Regions from separate parts of the Homo sapiens genome. Here region 2 is linked to region 1. Evidence: read pairs that join two places in POLR2A ChIA-PET (ENCODE). Cell type or tissue: K562. All regions are shown on one strand. Each heading gives the region's core, and the rest is flanking DNA. Links, peaks and the distances in the headings are about the cores only.

Region 1 (6,471 bases), core at 421-5,420:
TATGTCTACCCAAAAAACAATAATTTCGATGCATTGGTTCTGAACAAGTTAACATATAACTTTACAGAGTTTAGACCCTTAATCAATAGAAAGTCATACAAATTCCCCCAGAGTAGTGGTTGGCAAATTGTGGCCCACAGATCAAATTCTGCCCATTTTTGTAAATAAAGTTTTATGGGAACATAGTCACATACATTCATTTATGTGTTATCTTATTATCACTTATGAGCTTTTTGCATGACACCAGTAGAGTTGAGTAGTGGTAACAGAGACCACATGGCTTCAAAGCCTTAAATATTTATCTGACCCTTTATAGAAAAAAATTTGCCTCCCCATTCCTAGAATATCAGATGCTACTTAAGTGGTCTTGTTAGACAGTGCCCTTAGAGCCCTAATGTCCAATAAGGTAGCCACCAGTCACTTAGCTATTTAAATTTAATTCAGATGAAATAAAAAACAAAAAATTCAGTTCTCAGTTACACTCTCTATTTCAAGTCTTCAATAGCCACATGTGGCTAGTGGCTTTTGCACAGTTCAGGTGTGTTGCAAAGTGTTACCCTGGGAAGCACTGATGTCGAATAACATAGGAAGTATACACTGTTTGCATTATATCCAGAGTTCAGTTAATCTTTCTCAACAAGGCCCAAGGCCTGCTAAAGAAATATTTCAGTTATTCATTACTGCATTAAAAAAAATCCCCCCAATATGTAGTGGCTTAAACAACGATTTATTATTTTTCATGATACCATGTGTTGACTGGGCTCTGCAAGGCAGTTCTTCTGTTCATCTCATTTCTCTTGGAGTCTCTGGTCAAATTGGAGTCAGGTAGTGGCACGGACTGGAACTTTTTTTTTTTTGAGGCGGAGTCTCACTCTGTCACCCAGGCTGGAGTGCAGTGGCATGATCTTGGCTCACTGCAACCTCCGCTTCCTGGGTCCAAGCGATTCTTCTGCCTCAGCCTCCCAAGTAGCTGGGACTACAGGCATGCACAACTGCGCCGAGCTAATTTTTGTATATTTTTTTTAGAGATGGGGGTATCACCATGTTGGTCAGGCTGGTCTCAAACTCCTGACCTCCTGATCTGCCCACCTTGGCCTCCCAAAGTGCTGGGATTACAGGCGTGAGCCACCGTGCCCGGCCCCCAGGGAATGGAACTTCCCAGATGGTTTTATTTGTACATCTGGCGTTGTGGTGGGGTAGCTGGGAGGGTTGCAATGATCTCTCTCCATGTAGTCTCTTCACATGGCTGCTTGGACCCCAAAAGGGAGAGTTTCAAGAGGACAAGCCCAAACATACAAGTACTTTACCAAACTTCTGCTTGCATCATGTTTGATAATGTTGTACTGGCCAAGCCCAATATCCCATGGAGGGGACTCCACAGGGTGCAAACATCTGGAGGTGTGGTTCACTGAGACCCTTCAGGGTCCATGGTGCAAGAACAGGTTGAAGACCCCCCCTTGAATTTCCACCTGTTGTATGAGTCCCTTTCACCCATCCTGAGCAGCCACCACATCCCACTGAGTCTACGTAGCTCCTCAACCTAGGTAATGCCTGGTGCTCAGTGTGGGTCCTAGTGCAGCTGCTGCAGGCTCTCTGCCCTGGTGACAGGCTGGCTTCCCTCCATCAAGATTTGGAAGGGAGGGCTCTACCTGGTGACTTCTCTCTTGTCCAAGGGGGTCTCTCCAGATCTGGGCTCCTTGCCCCAGCACCACCAGTCCCACTTTTTTTTTTTTTTTGAGACAGAGTCTCACTCTGTTGCCCAGGCTAGAGTGCAGTGGCGCGATCTCGGCTTACTGCAAGCCCCGCCTCCCAGGTTCACACCATTCTCCTGCCTCAGCCTCCCGAGTAGCTGGGACTACAGGCACCTGCAACCACGCCCAGCTAATTTTTTGTATTTTTAGTAGAGATCGGGTTTCACTGTGTTAGCCAGGGTGGTCTCGATCTCTTGACTTCATGATCCACCTGCCTCAGCCTCCCAAAGTGCTGGGATTACAGGCATGAGCCACCGCGCCTGGCCTACCAGTCCCACATTTCTAATGTCCTATCAGCTCCTCCAGTCTCCCTGGAATCTCTTCCTCTAAATCTATTGTGTCTGCCCTGCCCAGGGCTTTTGAAATTCAAAAGCCAAAAATGGCCTTCTTTGTCGTCTGCATTCTGCCTTTTCCTGTGATATGGCCTCAGAAAGCTAGAGCTGTTGCCTGAACGAATGGGTGAACAACAGTAAACATTTGTGTATTCAGTTACCTATTGCTGCATTAAAAAATCATCTCCAAGCTGGGTGCAGTGGCTCACGCCTGTAATCCCAGCACTTTGGGAGGCCGAGGTGGGCGGATCACATGAGGTCGGGAGTTTGAGACCAGCCTGACCAACATGGAGAAACCGTCTCTACTAAAAATACAAAAAATTAGCCAGCTGTGGTGGCAGGTGCCTGTAATCCCAGCTACTAGGGAGGCTGAGGCAGGAGAATCACTTGAACCCGGGGGGTGGAGGTTGCAGTGAGCCGAGATCGCGCCATTGCACTCCAGCCTGGGCAACAAGAGCGAAACTTCATCGCAAAAAATAAATAATAAATAAATCAATCATCTCCAAACTCAAAACAATCATTGTTTATTATCTCATGATTTCTGTGAGTCCAGAGTTTGGTGTTTCATGTGGTTACAGTCAGATATCAACTGGGGCTGTGGTCATCTGAAAGCTTGACTGAGGCTGGATGATTTGCCACCTGGGCTTGTTCACATGGCTGGCATGTTGGAGCTGGCAAGATGGTTCCTCTCCACAGAGCTGCTTGAGTGTCCTCACAACATGGCAGCCAGCTTCCCCCAAAGCAAGTTATCTATGGTGGAAGTTGCAATGCCTTTTGTGACCTAGTCTCAGATTTCTTTTACTGTCACTTCTGTTACATTCCTTTGATCCCATAAGCCAAACCTGATTCCATAGGGAGGAGACTACACAAAGATGTGACCACTGGGTGGCGGGAATCATTAGGCGCCATCTTGGAATCTGTCTGCTGCAATCTGGGGCTGATATCACATGCAGTTAAAATAACTGAAACTTGGCCGGGCACGGTGGCTCACACCTGTAATCCCAGCACTTTGGGAGGCCAAGGCAGGCAGATCATGAGGTCAGGAGTTCGAGACCAGCCTGACAGACATGGTGAAACTGCATCTCTACTAAAACCATAAAAATTAGCCGGGCATGGTGGTGGGCTCCTGTAATCCCAGCTACTCAGGCTGAGGCAGGAGAATTGCTTGAACCCAGGAGGCAGAGCTTGTAGCGAGCCAAGCTCGCACCACTGCACTCTAGCCTGGGTGACAGAGTGAGACTCCCTCTCAAAAAATAAATAAATTAAATAAATAAATAAATAAATAAATAAATAAAACTCATCCATCTCCAATTGTCTAGGACACTCTGATCTTTCCTTCCTTCCTTCCTTCCTTCTTTCTTTTTTTTGACACAGTTTCGCTCCTGTTGCCCAGGCTAGAGTACAGTGGCGCGATCTCGGCTCACCACAACCTCTGCCTCCCCTGTTCAAGCAATTCTCCGGCCTCAGCCTCCCGAGTAGCTGGGATTACAGGCATGCACCACCACGCCGGGCTAATTTTTGTATTTTTAGTAGAGACAGGGTTTTTCCGTGTTGGTCAGGCTGGTCTCGAGCTCCTGACCTCAGGTGATCCACCCACCTCAGCCTCCCAAAGTGCTGGGATTACAGGCGGGAACCATCGTGCCCGGCCGATTTATCTTTCAAAGCCGTGGCTGAAACGTTCCCCACTGACCAATGACACTGCTGCCAGCCCCTGGGGGGACCACGTTGCTCTGTTCCCGGTGACGTAGCTGCCTTAACGCGTCCAGTGGGTCGTCCCAATTCCCCTCTGGCTTTGCACTTGTGTGTTTGCACATCTGCTGTTAATTTAAATGAGACAAAAATCCTCACTCTCTTTAAATGCAGAGAATACAGAGTTGTGGGTTTTATTTTACCTTTTTTTACAAAGAGAAAAGAGCGTGATGCATACTAAGGATCCTCTGTTGGCTCCACAAAGGCGTCTTCTAAGTATGCCTTTGGAATTCAGAGCCGGCAGTTAAATTCTGATGACCAAATCTGAGAAGTAAGAGTCGTGGTTTTCTTGGGGATGGAGGGAATGGGAATGAGGGCTCCCGGGATAAGGGATGGGGATGGGCTTTTGGGAGGCTGGGAATGTTCTTTTTTTTTTTTTTAACCTGGTTGCAGCATAACTGATGTGTTCATTTGGAATTAATTCATCAAGCTGTACACTTTTGAAACGTGTTGTCTCTTTTTTTTTTTTTTTTTTTGTGACAGAGTCTCACTCTGTCACTCCGGCTGGAGTGCAGTGGCACAATCTCAGCTCACTGCAGCCTCCGCCTCCCGGTTCAAGCAATTCTCCTGCCTCAGCTGCCCAAGTAGCTGGGATTACAGGTGCCGTGTTATCTTATGTTTGTACAGTATAACCCAATAAAAACTATAAAAAATGTTATTGACAGGGAAACAAATAATCAAATAAGATAACAAATCAGAGTCAAAGACTGTTTAGAAACAGGATTGTCCAGTGGTTAAGAGCCTGGGCTGTTTATATTTGAATCCCAGTGTGCCACCAAGGCTGTGTAGCTTTGGGTAAGTTACTCAACTTCTCGGACCTTAAAGTTGTATATCTGTGAAATGAAGACAACACCTACGTCTACCTCAATGAGAAGCAGGAAATATGATTAAGAATTGAGTTTAGGACTGGGCCTGGTGGTTCACACTTGTAATCTCAGCACTTGGGAAGCCGGGGAGGGCGGATCACGAGGTCAGGAGATCGAGACCATCCTGGCTAACACAGTGAAACCCCATCTCTACTAAAAATACAAAAAATTAGCCGGGCGTGGTGGCAGTCACCTGTAGTCCCAGCTACTTGGGACGCTGAGGCAGGAGAATGGCGTGAACCCGGGAGGCAGAGCTTGCAGTGAGCCGAGATTACGCTACTGCATTCCAGCCTGGGTGACAGAGCAAGAATCCGTCTCAAAAAAAAAAAAAAAAAGAAAGAAAGAATTGAGTTTAAGACTGGGTGTGGTGGTTCACACTTGTAATCTCAGCACTTTGAGAGGCCGAGGCAGGAGGATCACTTGAGTCCCAGAGTTTGAGACCAGCCTGGGCAACATAATGAGACTCCCATCACTATAAATTTTTTTTTTAATTAGCTGGGCGTGGTGGCATACACCTGTGGTCCCAGCTATTTGAGAGGCTGAGGCAGGAAGATAGCTTGAGCCCAGGAGGTCGAGGCTGCAGTGAGCTATGATTGTGCCACTGTACTCCAGCCTGGGCCTGGAGTGAGATCCTGTCTCTAAAAAACACCAAAACAAAACACCACAACACCAAAACACCAAAACAAAACACCAAAACACCAAAAAAAACCACCAAAACAAAACAACAGGGTTTACTCAAGCACAAAGTTTGAGATAGCCAGACTCTGAAAGAATGTGGTGATTCTTAAGTGGGGAAGAAAAGGTTTCACTTATGTAGGCAGAAACAGAGAAGTTTAACAGCATTTAACATGTTCCATACAAAGCCAGTACACAACGTTCTGTGATATGATCGGTGGCAGTTTGCTAGATTTTAACGAAGATTTATTTTTTGGTTTTTTTGTTGGTTTGTTTTTGAGTCTCACTCTGTCGCCCAGGCTGGAGTGCAGGGGCGTGATCTCGGCTCACTGCAGCCTCTGCCTCCTGGGTTCAAGCGATTCTCCTGCCTCAGCTTCCCAAATAGCTGGGAGCACAGGCACATGCCACCACGCCTGGCTAAATTTTATATTTTTAGTAGAGACGGGGTTTCACTGTGTTGGCCAGGCTGGTCTCAAACTCCTGCCCTCCGGTGATCCGCCTGCCTTGGCCTCCCAAAGTGCTGGGATTACAGGCGTGAGCCACCGCGCCGGACTAAGGAAGATTATTTTAACATTCCAGGAAGAGGGATAGTGATCTGAGGGGGTCTCATCTCTGACGCCATTCCATTACTTCTCATCATTTCCAGGAAGAAGCAGAAGTTGCAGTTGCTGGCTGCATGACTCAAGCCACTTAGATTTCTCTTGAGGCTCAAAATAATGTAATGTTCCAATAGCTTTAAGTTTGAATGATTTAATTTCACACCTACCGGGCAGAATTACCTGAGATAAATAGAACAAAGCATCTAGCCAGGTAGTTGTCACAGAGCAGATGTTCAATCAATGACATTCATATCGTTTTGGTGGTAGATGTGATACATGGGTAAAGAAATAGAAAATGGGCCGGGAGTGGCGGCTCACGCCTGTAATCCCAGCACTTTGGGAGGCTGAGGTGGGCAGATCACTTGAGGTTAGGAGTTCAAGACCAGCCTGGCCAAAATGGTGAAACCTGTCTCTAGTAAAAATACAAAAATTAGTCAGTTGTGGCGGCGTGTGCCTGTAATCCCAGCTACTCAGGAGGCTGAGGCAGGAAAATCACTTG
Region 2 (6,471 bases), core at 696-5,695, 610 kb after region 1:
GGGCATGGTGGCACATGCCTTTAATCTCAGCTACTTGGGAGGCTGAGGCAGGAGAATCTCTTGAACCTGGGAGGCAGAGGTTGCAGTGAGCCGAGATTGTGCCATTGCACTCCAGCCTGGGCCACAAGAGTGAAACTCCATCTCAAAAAAAAAAAAAAAAAAAAGTTTCTGCAACTCACCCTGACTTGAGCTAGACTACCTTCGTATACTGTGTTCTAAACCAGGGTCACCCCACACACACCTTAGTAGACATCTCAGTTAATAAGGAGCCCCCGACATGACTCTTTGAACTCAATCCAGCATCTGTGCCCTCTGTCCTCAGAATCATGTCCCTAAGGAGGAAGCTGGAGCTCCACGAGGGGAGGGGCCGGCCATCCCAGGAGACACCCCACCACCCACTCCCCGCTCTGCCCGTCTTGAGAGAATGACCCAGGCCTTGGCACTGCAGGCGGGGTCCCTGGAAGATGGGGGACCCCCACGGGGAAGGTCAGCAGGGACAAGGGATAGGGACAGGGAGAAGCTGGCTTGGGAAGATGAGAAGGGGGTGGACAAGGACTTGGGAGGAGAGGGGGCATCTCAGCAAGCATATGCTCTCATTCTCTCCTGCTTTCCCAGTGAGGGCACCCCAGATTCTCTGCACAAAGCCCCCAAGAAGAAGAGCATCAAGTCATCCATAGGCCGTCTCTTTGGCAAGAAAGAGAAGGGACGAATGGGACCCCCAGGCCGGGACAGCTCTTCTCTGGGTGAGTACCTCACTCTAACCCTTCCCTCCTTTGTTCCTTCCTCCCTTCCTCCCTCCCTTTCTTTCTTCTTTGTATGTTCATTTGACATCCATTCATGTCTTCATTCATTTGGTGATTTATTTAGAATTTGGAAGGAACACAGCTTGCCAAGGTAGGCGGGAGGAGGAGGGAAAAGGAAAGGGCACTCTGGGACCTGCTTGGGTGACTGGGTAGGTAAAGGAATTTATTTCCTTTACTTATTTTTTTGTTGTTTTTTGGTTTTTGTTGTTGTTGTTTTGAGATGGAGTTTCACTCTGTCACCCAGGCTGGAGTGCAGTGGCAACGATCTTGGCTCACTGGAACCTCTACCTCCTGGGTTCAAGCGATTCTCCTGCCTCGGCCTCTTGAGCAGCTGGGACTATAGGCGCCCGCCACTATGCCTGGCTAATTTTTTTGTATTTTTAGTAGAGATAGGGTTTCCTCATGTTGGCCAGGCTGGTCTTGAACTCCTGACCTCAGATGATCCACCCACCTCGGCCTCCCAAAGTGCTGGGATTACAGACTCATTTACCTTTTTTTTTTTTTTTTTTTTTTTTTTTTGTTTGGAGACGGAGTCTTGCTCTGTCGCCCAGGCTGGAGTGCAGTGGTGCTATCTCGGCTCACTGCAAGCTCCGCCTCCCAGGTTCATGCCATTCTCCTGCCTCAGCCTCCCCAGTAGCTGGGACTACAGGCGCCCACCACCACGCCCGGCTAACTTTTTGTATTTTCAGTAGAGATGGGGTTTCACCGTGTTAGCCAGGATGGTCTTGATCTCCTGACCTTGTGATCTGCCTGCCTCAGCCTCCCAAAGTGCTGGGATTACAGGTGTGAGCCACCGTGCCCAGCCACCTATTTTTTAAACAGAGGAAGAGGGTGGGGCATCCTCAAAGCAGGGCACCTTCCTGTGGTGTGCTGGAGCCCGCTGGCACTGGCTCAGGAGATCCGCTATTTCAGGAATTGGCTGACATCACACTGGTAGCTTGAAATTGGCCATGGTGGGATTATTTACACCATGGAAATGGGCAAATGCTACAAATCAGGGATTCCCTTCTGCCTCCCCAAGGAGCCGGTTGTTAGGCATTTACCAGCATACAACTGCCACCTTACCAAGGGCATCCCAGTGCATCCAGCCGTATTTTGGGGATGACTCCAATTCATGGGCGCTTGTCTGCCTTTATCACTTCCTCGATGTGCCCTCACTCACTACTCCCTCAGGGCCTCTGCCTTTCCGGCATTTTCCTCATCACCTCCAGCATGAAAGATTCTGCCTCCCCCTTGAGATTTTCCAAATTTCGACCCCTCCCTGCCTCCAGCTGGAACACCCTCAGATGAGACACTGGCCACTGACCCTCTGGGGCTAGCCAAGCTGACAGGCCCAGGAGACAAGGACCGAAGGAACAAGAGGAAGTGAGTGTGTGTGAGTGTGAGCGTGTGTGTGTGTATGTGAATGTGAGAGTGTGTGAGGGTGTGTGTGTGCGTGTATGTGTGTGTATGAGTGTGTGTGTGTGTGAGAGGGTGTGTGAGTGTGTGTGTGCAGCGGTGGTGGTGGTGAACAGAAATGGGAATTCAATGCTGGGAGGAGGTGTCCGTGATCCTGAACTTGCTTGCCTGGAAACCCAGGAGCTCCTAGAGTTTTTATTTTTTCTTTCTTTTTTTAAAAATTTTTTTTGTATTTTTTACATTTATATTATATTTTTTGTTTCTTTTGTTTTTCTTATTTTGTTCTCTCTTTTGATAGGGGTTGGGGGGAGAGGATTTACAGATTCACATGTATTTTTTGACCTTCTGCCGTGTTTTGTACATTCATAAAAGCTGCGTGTGCGTATGTGCATGTGTGTGTGTGTGTATGTGTGCTGATGGGGGCCATCCACAGAGCAGGGGGTCTCCATCCCTGACAGCTTCTATCCTGGCCCCTTCACCCTTACAGGCATGAACTCCTGGAGGAGGCCTGCCGCCAGGGCCTACCTTTTGCTGCCTGGGACGGGCCCACCGTGGTGTCCTGGCTGGAGGTACTGGGGCCCAGAAATGCCCTGACTGTTGGTCCCCAACCCCTCTGACAGCCCCACTGGTAGGGGCTGCCTGGTCCTCCTGGCGCACCCTGCTTCTAGCCCAGAGGTGGGGGTGGCCATGGGCCTGGCAGGTGAGGACCCAGGAGGGCTCGGGCTTCCTGTTCACCTAAACAGTTTCTTTCTCCTTCTCCTTCTGCCCCTGCCACTCTGGCCTTGCCCACCTGGGTCATGGTCTCCTGTCGTTCTCTCTACTCTCTCTTTCTGGATTCTCTGTCTCTATTTTTCGGCACCATTCCCATCTCTGACCACGCTTTTGTCATTCCCCATATTTCTCCTCATGTCTCCGATCGCCCTGCCGATGTCTCCCTGTCTCCGGCTTCCTGTCTCTCCCCACCCTCTATTTCTCTCTCTCTATTTCTTTCTCTCTCTCTCTCTTTCTCTCTCCCTCTCCCTCTTCCCCCACCCGCCCCCCGCCCCCCGTTTCTCTCCCTATTTGTCTCCCTCGGACTCTCCCTCATCTCGTCCACGTCTCTTTTCCTTGTCCTGTTTCTTCTCCTTGCGAACTTTCCCACGTCTCTGTTTCGCTCCCCACCCCCTTGCCTTTCCCCACCTCCCTGTTCCCCCATCTCTCCGATTTTCTCCTCCTCTGTCCCTCTGTCCCCTCTGTCCCTCTGTCCCTCCGCTGCAGCTGTGGGTGGGCATGCCTGCCTGGTATGTGGCCGCCTGCCGGGCCAATGTCAAGAGCGGTGCCATCATGGCCAACCTGTCAGACACGGAGATCCAGCGCGAGATCGGCATCAGCAACCCGCTGCACCGACTCAAGCTACGCCTCGCCATCCAGGAGATGGTCTCGCTCACCTCGCCCTCAGCCCCCGCCTCCTCCCGCACTGTGAGTGTCCGGCGGCCAATTCCAGCCTTCGCTTCCTCAGAGCCCCGCCTCTTGCCCTCAGTCTAGCCAATCCTGGGCCTGCTCACTCCCCTGTCCCACGACCCTGCTTCTCATTGGCTTTTACCCCCCTCAGCCTCCCCTCCACTCCTAACTTGGCCTGTGGTCCGTCCCTGTGGTACTCCAGGAGGGGCCCAGGCCACCTCCTTCCCTGACTCTCTCCCTCTCCTCGGCATTTGCTGTCCCACTCAAATGTCACCACCTCTAAGAAGCTTTCTTTGTCAGCTAAACGAGTTTCCCCATCATTCCGGCATATCAGCACCTTCTAATTTTCCCCATAGCATTTATTGCCTTCTAATTATTTTATCTTTTCTTTCCTTTTTTTTTGGAGACAGAGTTTCGCTCTTGTTGTCCAGGCTGGAGTGCAATGGCGCTATCTCCGCTCACTGCAACCCCTGCCTCCCGGGTTCAAGCCATTCTCCTGTCTCAGCCTCCTGAGTAGCTGGGATTACAGGCGCCCGCCACCACGCCCAGTTAATTTTTGTATTTTTAGTAGAGACAGGGTTTTGACACGTTGGCCAGACTGGTCTTGAACTCCCGACCTCAGGTGATCCGCCCGCCTCGGCCTCCCAAAGTGTTGAGATTACAGGCGTGAGCCCCTACGCCTGGCCCTCGTTCCAACTTTTGATTACGAGACATTTCAAACATACAGAAAATCATGTGTACCCAGTTCAGCGATTCTCAAACTTTTGCTGTACTTGCTCTGTTGTGTGTGTGGGGTGGAGGCGGGGAGTGGGGAGTACAGGTTGAGTGTCCCTTACTTGAAATACGTGGGACCAGAAGTGTTTAGAATTTCTGATTTTAAAAAGTTTTTTTTGAATATTTGCATATAAATGAAATATCTTGGGGATGGGAGCCAAGCCTAAACATGAAATTCATTTATGTTTCATATGCATCTCATACACATGCCTAAAAAGAATTTTATACAATATTTTATTTTTTATTTTTATTTTATTTTTTCGAGATGGGAGTCTTGCTTTGTCGCCAAGGCTGGAGTGCAATGGTGCGACCTCGACTCACTGCAACCTCTGCCTCCTGGGTGCAAGCAATTCCAATCCTCTGCCTCAACCTTCCGAGTAGCTGGGATTATAGGCGCCCACCACCACGCCCTGCTAATTTTTGTATTCTTAGTAGAGATGGGGTTTCACCATCTTGGCCAGGCTGGTCTTGAACTCCTGACCTCGTGATCCACCTGCCTCAGCCTCCCAAAGTGCTGGGATTACAGGCGTGAGCCACCGTGCCCGGCCTACAATATTTTAAATAGCTTTGTGCATGAAACAAAGTTTTGACTGCATTTTGTTTGTGACTTGTCACATGAGGTCAGGTGGGGGATTTTCCTCTTGTGGCTTCGTGTCAGCACGTAAGTTTAGGGCCAAGCACTGTGGCTCACACCTGTAATTCCAGCATTTTGGGAGGCTTTGGATGGCCGATCTCTTGAACCCGGGAGTTCGAGACCAGCCTGGGCAACATGGCAAAACCCCATCTCTACTAAAAATACAAAAATTAGTCGGGTGTGGTGGCGTATACCTGTAGTCCTAGCTACTCAGGAGGCTGAGGTGGGAGGATCCTTTGAGCCCAGGAGGTCGAGGCTGCAGTGAGCTGTGATTGTCCCACTGTACTGCAGCCTGGGTGACAGAGAAAGAGTGCATCCAAAAAAAAAAAAGTTTAGAATTTTGGAGCATTTTGGATTTTGGATTTTCAGGTTGGGGATGCTCAGAGACCTGTACTTGAATGTAATTGGAGAAAGTCATAACATCTTAGCCCCCAAAATTACTTTAGTGGGTCTTTTTCTTCCTTGTAAACACCACATCCTTTATCACACCTAAGGGCATTCACATTGTTGTTAATTTCTTTTTCTTTTCTTTTCTTTCTTTTTTTTTTTTTTTTGAGATGGAGTTTCACTCTGTCGCCCAGGCTGGAGTGCAGTGGTGCGATCTTGGCTCACTGCAACCTCCGTCTCCCTGGTTCAAGTGATTCTCCTGCCTCAGCCTCCTGAGTAGCTGGGATTAAAGGCACACGCCACCATGCCCAGCTAATTTTTGTATTTTTAGTAGAGATAGGGTTTCACCAACGTTGGCCAGGCTGGTCTTGAACTCCTGACCTCAGGTGATCCACCCGCCTCTGCCTCCCGAAGTGCTAGACCACTCTCAGCCTAATTTTTGTATTTTTAGTAGAGATGGGGTTTCTCCAGGTTGGCCAGGCTAGTCTTCAATCTCCAAAAGTGATGTGCCCGCCTCAGCCTCCCAAAGTGCTGGCACTACAGGTGTGAGCCACCACGCCTGGCCACAGTTGTTAATTTCATTTACTATTCACTCTGTATTCAAATTTCCCCAACATACTTAAAATATGTTCATTGTTTCTCCCCCACTAGGACGAAAAGTGTCTGTCGTGTCCCTTGCCATATCCCACACCCTATGACGGTGACTGGTGCCTGACACTCACCAGAAGTACATAAATGTTTTTATCCTTGTATGGATTCCTAACTCGTGAGGTTGTTGGGAGCAGAAGCTCAATAAATGTGAACCCCCCCCGCCATACTCCCTAAACATTTGCACCATGGCTGTGTCTGTCCCCCACTTCTGAATCCTCATTCTGTACCTCTGTGTGAGGTCAGCGAGGTGACGTCATTTGCACAGGGCCACACAGCAAAATGCATGGCAGGGTCCCAATTCCAACCTGAATTTGTTCAACTCCAAAGTCACATTGCCTGGTACATGGCAGGTGCCCTATAATAAGAATCATTCCTTTTCTCTGT

Evidence for each region. ChIA-PET counts read pairs that join two places held together with the same protein. Peaks named below come from ENCODE experiments on the same cell type or tissue, not always from the same donor. Only the 100,000 strongest peaks of a DNase experiment are listed, where the experiment ranks them.
Region 2: POLR2A ChIA-PET joins it to region 1 with 5 read pairs; 2 of 35 experiments call an interaction of 5 or more read pairs at or near these places.

The regions. Positions count from the first base shown.
Region 1 is chr19:48,526,477-48,532,947 of GRCh38, forward strand. No RefSeq gene overlaps it. Among named protein-coding and RNA genes, the nearest start is that of LMTK3, 18 kb to the left of the region's middle. In K562, for the core only: no CTCF peak of the experiment used is centred there; no DNase peak of the experiment used is centred there.
Region 2 is chr19:49,139,346-49,145,816 of GRCh38, forward strand. It overlaps PPFIA3 (PPFI scaffold protein A3), which reads left to right. Exons shown (of 30, transcript NM_003660.4): 17 at 323-486; 18 at 616-743; 19 at 2,075-2,168; 20 at 2,689-2,770; 21 at 3,459-3,659. Among named protein-coding and RNA genes, the nearest start is that of HRC, 13 kb to the right of the region's middle. RefSeq lists an enhancer at 2,307-2,900. In K562, for the core only: no CTCF peak of the experiment used is centred there; a DNase peak (open chromatin) is centred at 3,746; H3K4me3 peaks cover 494 bases.